Regions from separate parts of the Homo sapiens genome. Here region 1 is linked to region 2. A link is an interaction called in ENCODE POLR2A ChIA-PET data of the cell type or tissue named here. Cell type or tissue: GM12878. All regions are shown on one strand. Each heading gives the region's core, and the rest is flanking DNA. Links, peaks and the distances in the headings are about the cores only.

The links. Peaks named below come from ENCODE experiments on the same cell type or tissue, not always from the same donor. Only the 100,000 strongest peaks of a DNase experiment are listed, where the experiment ranks them.
Region 1: POLR2A ChIA-PET joins it to region 2 with 5 read pairs; 2 of 35 experiments call an interaction of 5 or more read pairs at or near these places.

The regions. Positions count from the first base shown.
Region 1 is chr18:36,136,061-36,141,060 of GRCh38, forward strand. It overlaps ELP2 (elongator acetyltransferase complex subunit 2), which reads left to right. Exons shown (of 22, transcript NM_018255.4): 3 at 247-317; 4 at 2,210-2,366; 5 at 2,735-2,812. Among named protein-coding and RNA genes, the nearest start is that of ELP2, 8.7 kb to the left of the region's middle. In GM12878, for the core only: no CTCF peak of the experiment used is centred there; no DNase peak of the experiment used is centred there.
Region 2 is chr18:36,242,737-36,254,068 of GRCh38, forward strand. MOCOS (molybdenum cofactor sulfurase) reads left to right here. Exons shown (of 15, transcript NM_017947.4): 10 at 6,186-6,264; 11 at 8,423-8,547. Among named protein-coding and RNA genes, the nearest start is that of FHOD3, 49 kb to the right of the region's middle. RefSeq lists an enhancer at 4,458-4,958. In GM12878, for the core only: no CTCF peak of the experiment used is centred there; a DNase peak (open chromatin) is centred at 6,825.

The sequences.
Region 1 (5,000 bases), core at 1-5,000, 110 kb before region 2:
TATATGGTCTTTGAGGATCAGAGATCACAGTGTCTGCCACTTATTTTTAAGTAGTTTGCCTCCTAAAAGGTGTGTGTGTATGTATATAGAGGAAGAGTGAGATATTAAGCAAATATGGCAAAATGTTACCAGTTTGTGAATCTAGGTAGAGGGTACAGGGGTATTGTTTTTTGGTGTAGCTTGGAAATTTTTAAAAATTGCAGAAAAAATGAATAAAGATATTTACTGAGATATAATTTTTTTCAGCCCCTTCTACTGAATTAGTTTCTGGAGGATCTGATAATCAAGTGATTCACTGGGAAATAGAGGATAATCAGGTGAGTGGACATGTTTATAATCAAGAAATGACTTTTTTTGTTCATTTGTTTTTTAAGAGGTAGAGTTTCACTCTGTCACCCAGGCTGACGTGCAGTGGTGCGATCGTGGCTCACCTCAGCCTCCTAAGTAGCTGGGACTACAGGTGCCTGACACCATGCCTGGCTGATTTCTGTTTGTTTGTTTGTTTGTTTTTGTAGAGATGGGGTCTTACTTTGTTGCCCAGGCTGGTCTCAGAAATGACTTTTATATATACTTTTATTTTAAGTTTTTTTCTTCAACTATGTTGTTCTTTTATGAAGTTAATCTTGCTCATCAGCAACACAAATGCTGTATCTTTTATACTACACAGGCCCTGTACCCTTTGCTCTGATTTCTACTCCCATATTTGTATGCTGTTAACTGTCTCTGTGAATTTCCTGTCATTTTGGAATAATTTTCAAACTATTCTTACTTGGGCTGATCTGTTTTCAATGCTTTTGGCATACGAATATAGATTTACAAGACTCTTCTCAGTGCTACCCCACACTTCTGTCATGTTATGTTTTTAAAAATTCTCTGATTGAGCTATAACTGCTTAAAGATGTGAAATGAGTATTTTCAATAGATTTAGTTTTTTCAGGGGGTAATGACAGACTTGTTAAAAAAAAAAAGGTTATAAATACAAAAAGTATAAAGAAGGAAAAACCTATGCAAAATCTGAGCAGAGTTAACTTTCTGGTGAATGTCATTCCCCGTCTCTAGTTATGTGTGTATAATTATGCATAATAGAGATTCTATTGTATCCAAGGATTTTTTAAACCTTTTTGAGGTGAGATCTGGCTGTGTTGCCCAGGCTGGAGTGCAGTGGCTGTTCATAGGTAAGATGATGGTGCACTATAGCCAAGGACTCCTGGACTCAGGTGATACTCCTACCGCAGCCTCCCAAGTAACTGGGACTGCTGGCACACACCACTGCACCTGGCTTAAGTGTTTTTTCCAAGAAGTCAAAGGCTAATGATTCTAAAGAAAGTTAGTGTACAGACCCTTATACATGAGTATTATGTGCATCTTCTTTAGTGGCAGAATTCTGTTTTAAGTATTATAATTGGAAAAACAACTGAAGAGACATTTAAGGAACACCACTATTTCAGCAGACAGTTGATAGAAGATACCTTTTAAAAGAAGTGGTGGAATGTCACACATTTGAAACTTAAAAAAAGATAAACCCAAAACATCAGTAGAAGGGATGCCAGAGGGAATAATCTTGATGGCAAGCAGATAGATTTGATAAGCCAATGGGATTTCCCACTTCTCTTTGCTATTTTTCTATTTTGCAGCCCTACTTGATTTAGGCAAGTATCATGAGTGGATGCTAAAAGTACTTAGTAAAAGTTTGATGAGGAATAGAATGTTTATTCAATCCCAAAGTATACTCATATTATCACCAAAAAAAAAAAAAAAAAAAAAAAATTAACATCACGGTGAAAAAACCTGGCAGACAATACTTCTACTAAATATAAAGGTTAGCTTCACTAAAACCTGGACAAACTGAAATGATGTGCCTCCTGATGGGATGTGCTTATGTAGTAATGCTGTCAAAATGTATATTCTGAATCTCTTCATAATGAAAATCACACTAATCCAAAAAGAGGAACATTCCACAAAGTTGACCTATATTCTTCAGAATACCTATTGTCTCCTCAGAGTAGATTCCTAGATATGAGATTGCTGTGTCACAGGGCATGCACATTTTGTGTGTTGTTAACATGGTCAGACAGACTTCTTGAAAAATTCTTTTCAACTTAGAGGACCTATTTCTGGCTCAGCCATTTTATTGGCACATTTATCCAATTAAATAAAGGTAAAAAAAATCCTTTTTTTCACAATGCTTCTGTCATTCTTTCTGATTCAGCTTTTAAAAGCAGTGCATCTTCAAGGCCATGAAGGACCTGTTTATGCGGTGCATGCTGTTTACCAGAGGAGGACATCAGATCCTGCATTATGTACACTGATCGTTTCTGCAGCTGCAGATTCTGCTGTTCGACTCTGGTCTAAAAAGGGTCCAGAAGGTAGGTTTGGAGACATGATAATCCAGACAAATGAAATAATATTTAACAAATGAATGACGAGTAGAAGAGCATATATATAATTCTTTACAACTTTGGAGCAACTTTAAAAATACTATAATTCTAATCTAAATTTTTCTTTTGCACTTATTTAAAATTCTCTATACCAAGACTTTTTCATGTAAGTCATTTTGCTGTCTGTAACATCATTAAAATTTGGCCATTTAACTTCACATGGTCAGTGGGGGCTCAGGATTGACTTCTCTCATCTCCCTTCTGCTACCTGGGGCTGTGATGATGCTATCCAACCTGTCTAGTTGGATAAGCTCTGAGGTAGTTAGTTGTTCATTGTGTTTTTTATTATTTCTTAGTAATGTGCCTTCAGACTTTAAACTTTGGAAATGGATTTGCTTTGGCTCTCTGCTTATCTTTTTTGCCAAATACTGATGGTGAGTATCCTGTTAAGTATATGTTAAAAGGGCAGTATATTTGCATACTGTCATATGATTAGAACCTAAAAGAAATGTATTGGGTCTTAATTTTGTATCTGAATGTTTCTATGAAACAAGATGTGAATAACATACTTTCCTTATAATATTCAAATGATCTGAGTATAGAACATAAAGTTAAGGGGGGCTTATTAGGATTTTGATAGCCATTGATAATTTAAATGACTTACTGTGTACCCAAGATTGATACTGTTATCAAATATACTGTGGATGTATATAGGTCTAATTTGAGGAAAGAATCTAATTCTTTAGAAGGTGAAGGTCTGGGGTAAGTTGAAAAAGTGTTGAATGAAGATGGCATATGAGCATTTCTCTCAAAATGATAGCTCCTTCACATCCCGAATAATGACATTTTGCCCAAGACCACTTAAAATCTGCAAACAGAAAAATTTCCCTTTTGCTGTGAAACCCATCTGTATTTATCTTTGAGTATCTTCTACAAAGATAATAGCCAGTGTGAGTGAGTCAGCCTCTTTGCCTCCACAGTTACCTGGAAGACTGGCCAGGTGGAACGAGGCAGGGCCTGGAAGCCACCAGCCTCTCTCGCCCTCTGTAGCAGGAGCTGCGACTCTATGGTTTCATGTTACGCTTCCATTCTGTGCAAGGCTCTGTGGAAGGAGAAGCTGCACACATTCTGGCATCATAACAGAATTTCATTTCTTCCATCTGCATTCAGGCCAAGTGACTGGAGTTTTGTTTTTATTGTTTTTATTTTTCTTTTTTCTGTAGTTGATCTAAAGTAAGAAAATCTTTGAAAAACACATTGGTGGCAAGGCATGTCCTTAGAAAAAGTCTCTTATCTAGCAGAGTCATCAGGGCTGCCCTTTGGTAATGCAAATTATTAATGATTTTTTATCTTATTAAAATAATTTTACAGTCACATCTTTCATAGCTTTTTAAAATTTTAAAATTTAAAATTTATTTATTTATTTTTTAGAGACAAAGTCTCATTCTGTCACTCAGGCTGGAGTGCAGTGGTGATCATAGCTCACTGCAGCCTCAAACTCCTGGGCTCAGGTGATTTTCCCACCTCAGCCAAGTGGCTGGGACTACAAGCATGCTCCACCACGCCCAGCTAATTTTTTTATTCTTGTAGAGACAAGGTCTGTTTATGTTGCCCAGGCTGGTCTTGGACTCCTGGCTTCAAGTGGTTCTCCTGTCTCGGCCTCCCAAAGTGCTGGGATCACAGATGTGAGCCACTGCGTCTGGATCCCCTTGCGTAGCTTTGTAAATTTTTTATTTTATTTTTTTGACACAGGGTCTCATTCTGTTGCCCAGGCTGGAGTGCAGTGGCGCCATCACAGCTCACCTCAGCCTCCTGAGTAGCTGGGACTCCAAGCACATGCCACCATGCCTGGCTAATTGCCTTGTATAGCTTTTTAGCCACATGCTTAATTATATGCTCTTTTATTTATTTTTATTTTTATTTTGGGGGATGGAGTCTCGCTCCGTCGCCCAGGCTGGAGTGCAGTGGTGCAATCTCGGCTCACTGCAATCTCTGCCTCCTGGGTTTAAGTGATTTTCCTGCTTCAGCCTCCTGAGTAACTGGGATTATAGGCATATGCCACCACGCCCAGATAATTTTTGTATTTTTAGTAGAGACAAGGTTTTGTCATGTTGGCCAGGCTGGTCTCAAATTCCTGACCTCAGGTGATCTGCCCACCTCAGCCTCCCAAAGGATAACGCCCTAGGATTACAGGCATGAGCCACCACACCCAGCCTTTTATTTTGTTTTAAACAAAATAAAACATAAGGTTTTCAAACAAAACATAAAGTCCTCAAATTAACAAACATACCCTTAAATCTGTGTGCATTAGCCATGTTGGTAGGGCTCATAGTAGCTGTTCATTATTTAGTTGTCTTAACAACTTTTCATCTTGGTCTTTGGGCTGACATGGTGAAAATGCTCTCTAGTTGCTCTTGAGCTTATTTTTCACTTCTATCATAAATGTCATAGAATGGAGAGAAGGACTGGATTCTCATTTAATAGTCATTATATTTACCAAGTAACCACTGAATAGAACGTTTTAGAGTGTTCATTGTATTCCTGCAGACATTTATTGAGCATTTTCAATTATTCGTGTAGTGGTGTGGGAAATTGAAGTCAGGATTCTTTACTTAGAGCTTA
Region 2 (11,332 bases), core at 3,715-8,714:
GGTAGGAGGAACTTCCAAACACTTATAAAACCATCAGATCTCATGAGAACTCACTGTCATGAGAATATCAGAGGGAAAACTGCCCCTGTGATCCAATCACCTTCCTCCCTTTATGAGTGGGGATTACAATTCAAGATGAGATTTGGATGGGGACATAGAGCCAAACCATATCAGATTTGTTTCCATTTGTTTGTGTCATCTATGATTTCTTTCAGCAGTGTTTTATTGTTTTCCTTGTAGGTATCTTTTCCTCCTTGGTTAGGTATATTGCTAAGTATTTTAATTTTTTTTTGCAGCTGTGGTAAAAGGGAATGAGTTCTTGATTTGATTCTCAGCTTGGTCACTGTTGGTGTGTAGCAGTGCTACTGATTTGTGTACGTTGATTTTGTATCCTGAAACTTTACTAACTTCATTTATCAGATCTGGGAGCTTTTTGGATGAGTCTTTAAGGTTTTTTAGGTATACAGTTATATCATTGGCAAACAGGGACAGTTTGACATCCTCTTTACCGATTTGGATGCCCTTTATTTCTTTCTCTTGTCTGATTGCTCTGGCTACAACTTTGCTGAGGGTTTTAATCATAAAGCGTTGCTGGATTTTGTTAAATGTTTTTTCTGCATCTATTGAGATAATCACATGATTTTTGTTTTTACTCCTGTTTATGTGGCATATCACATTTATTGACTTGTGTAAGTTAAACCAACTCTGCATCACTGGTATGAAACCCAGTTGATCATGGTGTCTTATCTTTATGATATGCTGTTGAATTTAGTTAGCTAGGATTTTGTTGAGGATTTTTGCATCTATATTCATCAGGGATATTTGTCTGTAGTTTTCTTTTTTTGTTGTTATGTCCTTTCCTGGTTTTGGTATTAGGGTGATACTGGCTTTATAGAATGATTTAGGGAGGATTCCCTCTGTCTCTGCCTTTTGAAATAGTTTCAGTAGGATTGGTACCAGTTCTTCTTTGAATGTCTGACAGAATTCAGCTGTGAATCCATCTGGTCCTGGACTTTTTTTATGTTGGCAGCTTTTTTATTACCATTTCAGTCTCGCTACTTGTTATTGGTCTGTTCATAGTTTCTATTTCTTCCTGGTTTAATCTAGGAGGGTTGTATATTTCCAGGAATTTATCCATCTTCTCTAGGTTTTCTAGTTTGTGTGCATAAAGGTGTTCATAGTTGCCTTGAATGATCTTTTGTATTTCTGTGGTTTCAATTGTAATATTGCCCATTTCATTTCTAATTGATCTTATTTGAATCTTCTCTCTTCTTTTCTTGGTTAATCACACTAATGATCTATTGGTTTTGTTTATTTTTTCAAAGAACCAGCTTTTTGTTCTATTTATCTTTTGTGTTGTTTTTTGTTTGTTTCAATTTCATTTAGTGTTACTCTGATCTTTGTTATTTCTTTTTTTTTCTGTTTGGTTTGGGTTTGATTTTTTCTTTATTCTCTAGTTTTTTGAGGTGTGACCTTAGATTATTTATTTGTGCTCTTTCAGACTTTTTGATGTAGGCATTTACTGCTATGAACTTTCCTTTTAGCAGTACTTTTGCTGTATCCCACAGGTTGTGATTGGTTGTGTCACTGTTATCATTCAGTTCAAAGAATTTTTTAAATTCCATCTTGATTTCATTGTTGACCCAAGGATCAGTCAGGAGCAGATTATTTAATTTCCATGTCTTTGTATAGTTTCGAGAGTTCTTTTTGGAGTTAATTTCCAATTTTGTTCCACTGTGGTCTGAAAGGGTACTTGATCTAATTTCAATTTTCTTAAATGTATTGAGACTTGTTTTATGGCCATGATATGGTTCATCTTGGAGAATATTACATGTGCCAGTTAAAAGAATGTATACTCTGCAGTTGTTGGGTAGAATTTTCATAAATATCTGTTAAGTCCATTTGTTTTAGGGTATAGTTTAAGTCCATTGATTCTTTGTTGACCTGTCTTGATGACCTGTCTAATGCTGTCAGTGGAGTATTGAAGTCTCCCACTATTATTGTGTTGTCATGTATCTCATTTCTTAGGTCTAGTAGCAATTGTTTTATAAATTTGAGAACTCCAATTCCGGTGTTAGGTGTATATAGATTTAGAATTGGGACACTTTCCTGTTGGACTGTTCTTTTTATTATTATATAATATTCCTCTTTGTCTTTTTAAACTGTTGTTGCTTTAAAGTTTGTTTTGTCTGCTATAAGAATAGCTACTCCTGCTCACTTTTGGTTTCCATTTTCATGGAATATCTTTTTCCACCCCTTTCATCAAGTTTATATGAGTCCTTGTGTGTTAGGTGAGTCTCTTGAAGACAGTAGATACTTGGTTGGTGGATTTTTATCCATTCTGCCATTCTGCCTCTTTTAAGTGGAACATTTAGGCCATTTACATTCAAACATTACTATTGAGATATGAGGTACTGTTCTATTCATCATGCTAGTTGTTGCCTGAATACCTTTTTTTTATTGTGTTATTGTTTTATAAGCTGTGTGAGCTTTATGCTTTAAGGAAGTTCTATTTTTGGTGTATTTCAAAGTTTTGTTTTAAGATTTAGGACTTCTTTTACCATTTTTTTTGTAGTGCTGGATTGTAGTCACAAATTTTGTCAGCATTTCTTTTTCTAAAAACGACTTTATCTTTCCTTCATTTATGAAGCTTTGTTTCACTGGATGCAAAATTCTTGGCTGATAATTATTTTGTTTAAGGAGGCTGAAGATAGGACCCCAATCCCTTCTGACTTGCAAGGTTTCTGCTGAGAAATCTGCTGTTAATCTGTTAGGTTTTCCTTTTGGGTTACTGATGCTTTTGCCTCACAGCTCTTTAGATTCTTTCCTTCATCTTGACTTTAGCTAACCTGATGACTATGTGCCTAGGTAATAATCCTTTTGCTATGAATTTCCCAGGTGTTCTTTAAGCTTTTTATATGTGGATGTCTAGATCTCTAGTGAGATCAGAGAAGTTTTCCTTGATTATTCCCTCAAATAAGTTTTCCAAAGTTTTAGATTTCTCTTCTTCCTCAGGGACACCAATTATTCTTATGTTTGGTCATTTAAAATAATCCAAAATTTCATGGAGACTTTGTTCATTTTTTAAAATTCTTTTTTATTTGTCTTTTGGATTGGGTTAATTTGAAAGCGTTGTCTTTGGGCTCTGAAGTTCTTTCTTCTACTTTTTCAATACTATTGCTGAAACTTTCCTGTGTATTTTGCATTTCTCTAAGTGTGTCTTTCATTTCCAGAAGTTGTGATCATCTTTTCTTTATGATATCTATTTCTCTGGAGACTTTTTCATCCATATCCTGTATTTTTTTAAATTTCTTTAAATTAGTTTTCACTTTTCTCTGGTGCCTCCTTAAGTAGCTTAATAGTCAACCTTCTGAATTCTTTTTCTGGCAATTCAGAGATTTCCTCTTGGTTTAGATCCATTGCTGGAGAGCTAGAGTGATCTTTTGATGGTGTTATAGAACCTTGTTTTATCATATTACCAGAATGACTTTTCTGGTTACTTCTTGTTTGGGGAGACTGTTTCTGTGGGAAGATATGGGACTCAAGGGCTGCTATTCACATTCTTTTGTCCCAGGGGTGCTCCCTTGATGTGGTGCTCTCCCCCTTCCTCTAAGGATACGGCTTCTAAAAAGCCAGACTGCAGTGATTGTTATTGCCTTTCTGGTTCTAGCCATTTAGCAGGATTCTGGGGCTCCAGGGTGGTGCTAAGAACTGTCTGCAAAGAGTCCTGTGATGTGATTCATCTTCACGTCTTCCAGCTATGGATACCAGCACCTGCTCTAGTGAAGGTGGCGGGGAGTAAAGTGGACTCTGTTGGGAGTCCTTGGTTGTAGTTTTGTTTTAGTGTGCTGGTTTTAGTCCTTGGTTGTAGTTTTGTTTAGTGCGGTGGTTTTCTCAAATGCTGGTTATGCTAGCAGTGAAGTTGTCACATGGACAGACTCAGGACCTCTGGTTAACCAGGGTGTTGCAGGTGGTGAAATTAGCTGTTGTTTTCTCCTTCTTTGGAGCAGAGTTGTTCTCTTATGAGTTGCTGTAATGGCTTGAGTTGATTGGCCTCCAGCCAGAAGGTGCTGCTTTCAAGAGAGCACCAGCTGCAGCAGTAGAAGGGGGATATAATTTTGCCCTGCCTTGGCTAGGATAGGTACTTGGCTTCCTCAGGTAATGAACAGGGCCATAGAGCTCCCAAGAGACCATGTCATTTGTCTTTGGCTATCAGGGCAAGTAGAGAGAAACCATCAGGTGGGGGCAGGTTAGGTGGGTCTGAGATCATACTCTCCTTGGGCAGGACTTGCTGTGGCCACTCTGGGGGTGGGGGGCTGGTTCTTGGGCAAATGGAGTTATGTTCCCAGGGGAATTATGGCTGTTTCTGCTGTGTCAAATAGGTCTCCAGAGACATGGGGGAAAGCTGGCATTGAAAGACCTCACCCAGCTCCCACACAGCCAGCAAGGCCAGTCTCACTCCCACTGTGCCTCCCCAGCAGCACTGAGGTTTCTGTACAGGCATCTGGTAAGCAGGGCTGAGATCTTGCCCCAGGCTACAAGCCTCCTGCTGAGAAAGCAAGCAGGGCTCTCAGGCCTTGCTCCTCCCTGCCTGCCAGGACAGTTGGCTGCAGCTTCTACGCTTGTATCTTTACTTCCCATTTGTCTCCTCTTCTGCATTCTACTTAGGAAAGTTTGTGCTCAGTTAAAATCATTACAAAGTCAAGCTAGGAGCTTCCTTCACCCTGTGGCCCCTCTCCAATTCCACTGGCTGCCTTCCCTTCCCCAAGAACCCCTGTGAGATAAGTCCAGGAATGGCTTTCCTGGGGTTCAAGCTGGAGACCAGGAGTCCCTACAGGGCTCTTCCTGCTGCTGCTTCTACTTTTATATTTTGCTTGGCTGCCTAAATCCATTTCAGCTCTAGGTAAGGGTAAATCTTTCCCTTGTCATCTGGATTTTCAGGTTCCCCAATGGGGATGTGTGTTCGGAGACCAACTTCTCACCTTCTCACACTTTGGGAACTCAAATTTTTGGCCATCTTGTGTTTGCAGCAGCAAGCTGCTTCTTTCAAAGTGTCTGTGAATTCTATCAGTTTTCCTGATATGTTCCTGCAGCGGTTCATGCAGCAAAAGTTCACAGTGTGAGTCTCTACATGCTGTTCTGTCTGTCTAACTGGGAGCTGTACATTAGTCCTGTCTCCTATCCACTGTTCTTTTTTTCCTCTGATTTTCCTTTCCTTTGGATAAATACCCAGAAGTGGGATTGCTGGATCATACGGTATTTTTATTTTTAGTTTTCTGAAGAACCTCAGTAGTGTTTTCCATGATGGCTGTACTAATTCACATTCCTACCAACAGTGTGTCAGAGTTCCCCTTTCTCTGCATCCTCACCAGCATTTGTTATTTTTTGTCATTCTGGTAATAGCCATTCTAACTGGGGTAAGATCTCATTGTGGTTTTGGTTTGCATTCCCCTGATGATTAGTGATGTTGAACATTAAAAAAAAATTGATTAGCCATTTGCATGTCTTCTTTCAAGAAATATCTATTCAGATTATTTGCTCATTTAAAAAAATTGAATTACTTGTTTTTTTTCACTGTTGAGTTGTTGATTTCCTATTTGGTTATTAATCCCTTGCTGGATGGATGCTTTGCAAACATTTCCTCTCATTCTGTTGGTTGTCTCTTCATTCTGTTGTTTCCCTTGTTGTGCAGAAGCTTTTTAGTTTGCTATAATTCTGTTTCTCTATTTTGGCTTTTGAGGCTGATGCTTTTGAGGTCTCATCCAAAAATTGTTTGCCCAGACCAATGTCTTGAAGCAGTTCCCCAATGTTTTCTTCTAGTAGTTTAATAATTTGGGGTCTTAGATTTAAATCTCTAATCCATTTTGAGTTGATTTGTGTATATGGTGAAAAATAGGGGTCTAGTTTTCTTCTTCTGCATATGGTTATCTAGTTTTCCCAGCATCATTTATTGAAGAGAACTCTTCTTGCTCCAATGTTTGTTCTTGACACCTTTGTCAGAAATCACCTGACTGTAAATGTGTGGATTTATATTTTGGTTCTGTATCCTGTCACATTGGTCTATGTGTCTATTTTTATGTCAGTACCATGCTGTTTTGGTTACTACAGCTTTGTAGTATATTTTGAAGTCAAGTAGCTGTTGTTTTTACATAATGATAAATTTGTTTTTAACCTTTGTTCATTAGGGATGGAGCCTATAGAGGTGCCTCTTGAGGAAAATAGTGAACGGACTCAGATTCGCCAAAGCAGGGTCTGTGCTGACAGGTGAGACTCTGAAGCACGTGAAAATCTCAGCTTTATTGACAGGCTGGCACAGAGGGGGAAGAGGGTAATGCCCTATGCAATCTATCCTTTGCTACCCTTCAGTCCAGTTGCTGTCCATTTCTCCCTTGCATGCTTCTCTCTAACCACACTCTTGGCTCTTTGGTCTTCAAACCTCCCAAGCATGCTCCCTTCTCAGGTCTTTGCACTTGCTGTTCCCTCTGCCTGGTGCTCTTCCCCTAGTTATACCTCCACAGGGCTGTTCTCTCACCTCTGTCAGTTTCATCTCCAACAGGTCTCTGTTCAAAAGCCCCCTTCTCAGAGGGCCACATGACTACCCACAGAAAACAACCTCTCCCTCTTCATTTCCCCTTTTGTATTCATCTCCTTTGCCTTTGTTGTTTCCAAGTTAATATATATCTGTTTATTGATCTTTAGTCCCTCCCACTAGAATGCCCATGTTGTTCCCTTCAGAGCCTGGGACAGTGTCAAGAGGACAGTGTGGGGTGGGAAGAAAAGGTGACACAGAAGGAACAGTCTGGAGGGCACTGCAACACTCCAGAGGAGGCCTCATAGGGAGGGAAAAGACCTGATTTGCATGTTGAGAAGACCAGCTGGTGCCTGTGGAGCAGTTGGAAGGGGGAAGGGGTGCAAGCAGGAAGGCCACATAAGCACCTGTGTTAGCAACACAGGTGAGACAAGATGGAGGCTTGGACCAGGGTCAGAGAGAAAGTCAGGAAGCTGCAGGTATGTATTCTGGAAATAGAATAACCTGAACTAGCTGATGATTGGATAAGGAAGCTGAGGGTGAGGGGGGTTATCAAGACATCTCTCAGGTTTCTAAAACCTAGCTTTCAGGTGATAACTCACAGATTATATACCCATATTATGGGTTATTATCTAATCTGGTTTGCTGATGATAAATCATCTACTGAATTCTAGGAAATGTAAAGTGGGGTTGAATGTAATAGCATTGCTATTTTGTTTATTGATTGTACATGTTTCTAAGTCTTTTTATTGAATAAATCAAATGTCTGCATCCCTTGTTATCTAATCTTATCTGTACCTGAATACATGTGGAATAGCAAATTTTCCAATCTTGGGAAATTTATCCTATCTTAAGCCCCAACCAATTCCCCTTTCACCCCCGCCCATATACTAAAACAGTTAACTATATAACACTTCACTAAAGATTTATGTATAATAAAAAACCTTCAGAGTGCTGATTGCCTACCAGTTAACACAATGCACTCATTAGTGGGTAGGTCTGTGCTCAGTAGATGGTGATACTGCATGGTATCAAACCATATTGCACGTCTTTGTGCACTGCCCTGAACATATGCTGTCATGCAAGGCAGGAAATGGTATGTTAAATGCTAAAGCTACATCCAAGTTGGACCCCAGTCGTTAGTGCTCTGGGTGATAGGCAGAGGATCACTCTGGGAGTGTGAAGGGCTATACCCCCAGGAAAGCACAAAGGTGATGATGTGATGATTGTGCTTGACACAGTGGAGAATCCTGGGCCCTGGTCCCAGGATGCCTTGGAGGCTAAAGAGTGAAGCACACTCTACATCTTCTTACCAGTACTTGCACCAATGTCACCAACTTACACATTCATTTAGCACATTTTCAGTCAGAACAATACATTTTGGATAAACAAAATTCTAGAGGATTCTTGAGTTTTCAAACACCAGATTGGTAAATGCAGTACTTATATCTGTAACTCACAGGCACAGTGTTCATTTTACAAACCAAACACGTCAGTCCATGTGAGAGAAGATATTTCAATCAGGCCCATAGTGAACAAATAGGACATATTTCTGGGTTCAAGGGCTTCTGAAAGCAACATATCACTCTGGAAGTTCTCAAATTCTAAGCATTCTAAGCTTTGTGGTTCTCTGTGTCAATAATTAATAGTAAAAAGGTCTTTCCAGGAGAAATGTTGAAGCTTTTTATTTGGTCTGAAAGCTTCACATAAGCCCCAGATGGCAGGTCGTCCTGCCTTGGAAATCTCCTTGCAGCATCTGTCACTTCAGGCTGCCTTCAGGGCTCATGCAATGTTTTGTTTTATTTTATTTTGTAACCAAACTTTTTGCAATTCAGATTATTATTTAAATAAATACTATGTAACAGTTCACTCTTTCTCTCTCTCTTTTGCCAGAGTAAGTACTTATGATTGTGGAGAAAAAATTTCAAGCTGGTTGTCAACATTTTTTGGCCGTCCTTGTCATTTGATCAAACAAAGTTCAAACTCTCAAAGGAATGCAAAGAAGAAACATGGAAAAGGTATTACATTTTGAATTGGTTCGTAGAGAACAGGAACCCTGGCTTACCCTTGCACACATCAAAACAGCCCATGAACTGCACTTACGGGTGACTTGCTGATGTATGGAAAGCAGGGGTCATCAGCCTTTAGCAGAAACCTACTGCAGTAGCCCCAGGTCAGCAGGCGAAATGGGCTCCAGGATCTTCTTAAGGAGGCTGAGGAGGGCATAAAGCCAGCTGTCCAGCCTCTGCCCAAACATTCAGCCTTAGTCCTGCATGTTCAAAAGCATAATTAATCCAATTGTATTAAATAAAAACCCTAATAGCTTGCTATGTCCTCAGATTGGATCTGGAAGCAAGGAAACCTGGCTTGCTAGTTTTTAGCTCTATCACCAATCAATGGCGTGACCTTGGTGAATCCTTGAACCCCATGGTGCCTCAACTTCTATAGACCTCAGCTCCTCAGACTTTCAAAAGTTTCCACAATTTTTCCCACCTTAAGCCATTGTTAGGATGAAGTGAGGCAGTAGAGATGAAAGTACTTTGAAAGTTAACAGTCCCAGGTGTGCAGAAAAGATCATTTTCATGTGTCCGCTCAAATGTCACCTCCTTAGGGAAGCCTGGCTGACTACCCTCTTCAGAACAGCACCCTGTACCTGAATCTGCAGCAACGTAGCAACCTTCCCTGTCTCATTTTTCTCAGTGGCACATTTTTTTCACATTCTTCTTGCTATATATTTTGCTCACTTATTTTGTTCTGTTTTCCTTTTAGTAGATGTAAGCAATCTCTATGAGGATAGGGATTGTTGCCTGTTTTTTTCAGTGCTGTCTCCCCATGCTTAAAATAGCACCTGGCACATAGTTGCTCAATACATGGCTAGATGAATGAATGAATGATTACCAGTTTGTTCAGATATTACCTGGCCTAGTGATCAGTTCCCAGAGGAACTAGTTTGTAATCCAAATAGCATTTAGAGTTTGGGTGTGGTAGCTCACACCTGTAATCCCAGCACTTTGGGAGGCTGAGGAGGGAGGATTGGTTAAGCCCAGGAGTTCAAGACCAGCCTGGGCAACATGGCAAGACTCTATATCTGCAAAATAAGATACAAAAATTATGAAACCGTATCTCTTCAAAAAATACAAAAATGAGCCAAGTATGCTGGTGCATGCCTATAGTCCCAGCTACTTGGGAGGCTGAGGTGGGAGGATCACTTGAGCCTGGGAGGTGGAGGTTGCAGTGAGTTGAGATCACACCACTGTAGTCCAGCCTGGGTGACAAAGCGAGACTCTGTCTCAAAAAAAAATTTAAAAAATTGCTAGGTGTGGTGGCATGCACCTGTAGTCCCAGCTGCTTGGGAGACTGAGATGGGAGGATCTTTTGAACCCAGGAGTTCGAGGCTGCAGTGAGTTATCATCACACCAGTGCACTCCAGCCTGGCTGACAGCAATATTTTATGTTTCATGTTTCTAAAACATAAATAAACCAAATGGCATTTGACCATATATGGACTGAAAACTGGGTCTAAGGCCCTGCATAGTTTAACCTACAAATCCCTGAAAGTGTATGCTATAGAGAGGAGTCAAAGGATGTAATGTACTTAGAGTTTTTAAAGTTCTGATGATTTTCACGCCATAAGCTGTTAAGAATTTGAGTTGCTGTGTGATAGAAAAGGGGAATAGATTTATACTCATTTTATTGAAGTTAGATGGTGGTGGTTGGGGTATGGATAAGCTTAGAGACATGATTAAAGGGAGAGAGAAATAGGCATTTCCAGGGGTAGAGGCATGAAAGGAGTAGGATTTGTCAGGACCTGTGTACCACCCTTGTAAATTATCTGGAGAAGTGAGCAGCAGTGAAATCTCTAAGTGCCAATTATTCATAGCACCCATTGCCTACCTGGGGTTTACTGGGTTTCAGGAGGCTGGCTGAGATAGTTAAGCCTTAGTCCTGGTCCTTTGGAGTCTCCGTTGGTGAGATCAATTGCCAGCAGATAGCAATGCTGCAACGTAAGAGATGTAATAAAGGTCTATGCGAAGGGCAGAATCCTCTACACCTGGAATGAGTCACAGAGGGCTTCAGGGAGGAGGTGAGTTTGGAGCTGCAACTTAAAAGGAGAGTAGGAGGCCAGGCGCGGTGGCTCACGCCTGTAGTCCCAGGACTTTGGGAGGCCGAGGCGGGCAGATCACGAGGTCAGGAGTTCAAGACCAGCCTGGCCAACATGGTGAAACCCCATCTCTACTAAAAATACAAAAATTAGCCGGGCATGGTGGCAAGTGCCTGTAATCCCAGCTACTTGGGAGGCTGAGGCAGGAGAATTGCTTGAACCCAGGAGGCAGAGGTTGCAGTGAGCCAAGACCACGCCACTGCACTCCAGCCTGGTGATAGAGCAAGACTCTGTCTCAAAAAAAAAAAAAAGGAGAGTACGAATTTTTCAGGCAGTCACAGGCGGGATGGTTACCAGGGAGCAGCATGGCAGGGCTTGGCATTCATGGGCTCAGAGAAGGGTTTAGAGGGTCAGATGTGAGCAGGGGAGTGACGGGGGATAGATGGGGAGAAGGGTTGAGTGTGCCACTGAGGAGTCAGTAGTCCTTTACCTGTGGCTGCGGAACTCACTGGAGGATTCTAAGCCGAGAAGCTTCATAACACTGCTTATGTTAGAAAGTCAGCCCTGACTTGGCGAGGTGGCTGCATCGAGTGGGAAACTCAGGCAGTAAAGGCACAGGTGGGAGGCAGCTGGGACTGTCCTGGTGGGAGATGGGGCCTTGGTGGAACAAAGGTGGTAGGTGCAGAGGAAAGAAGAAAGCC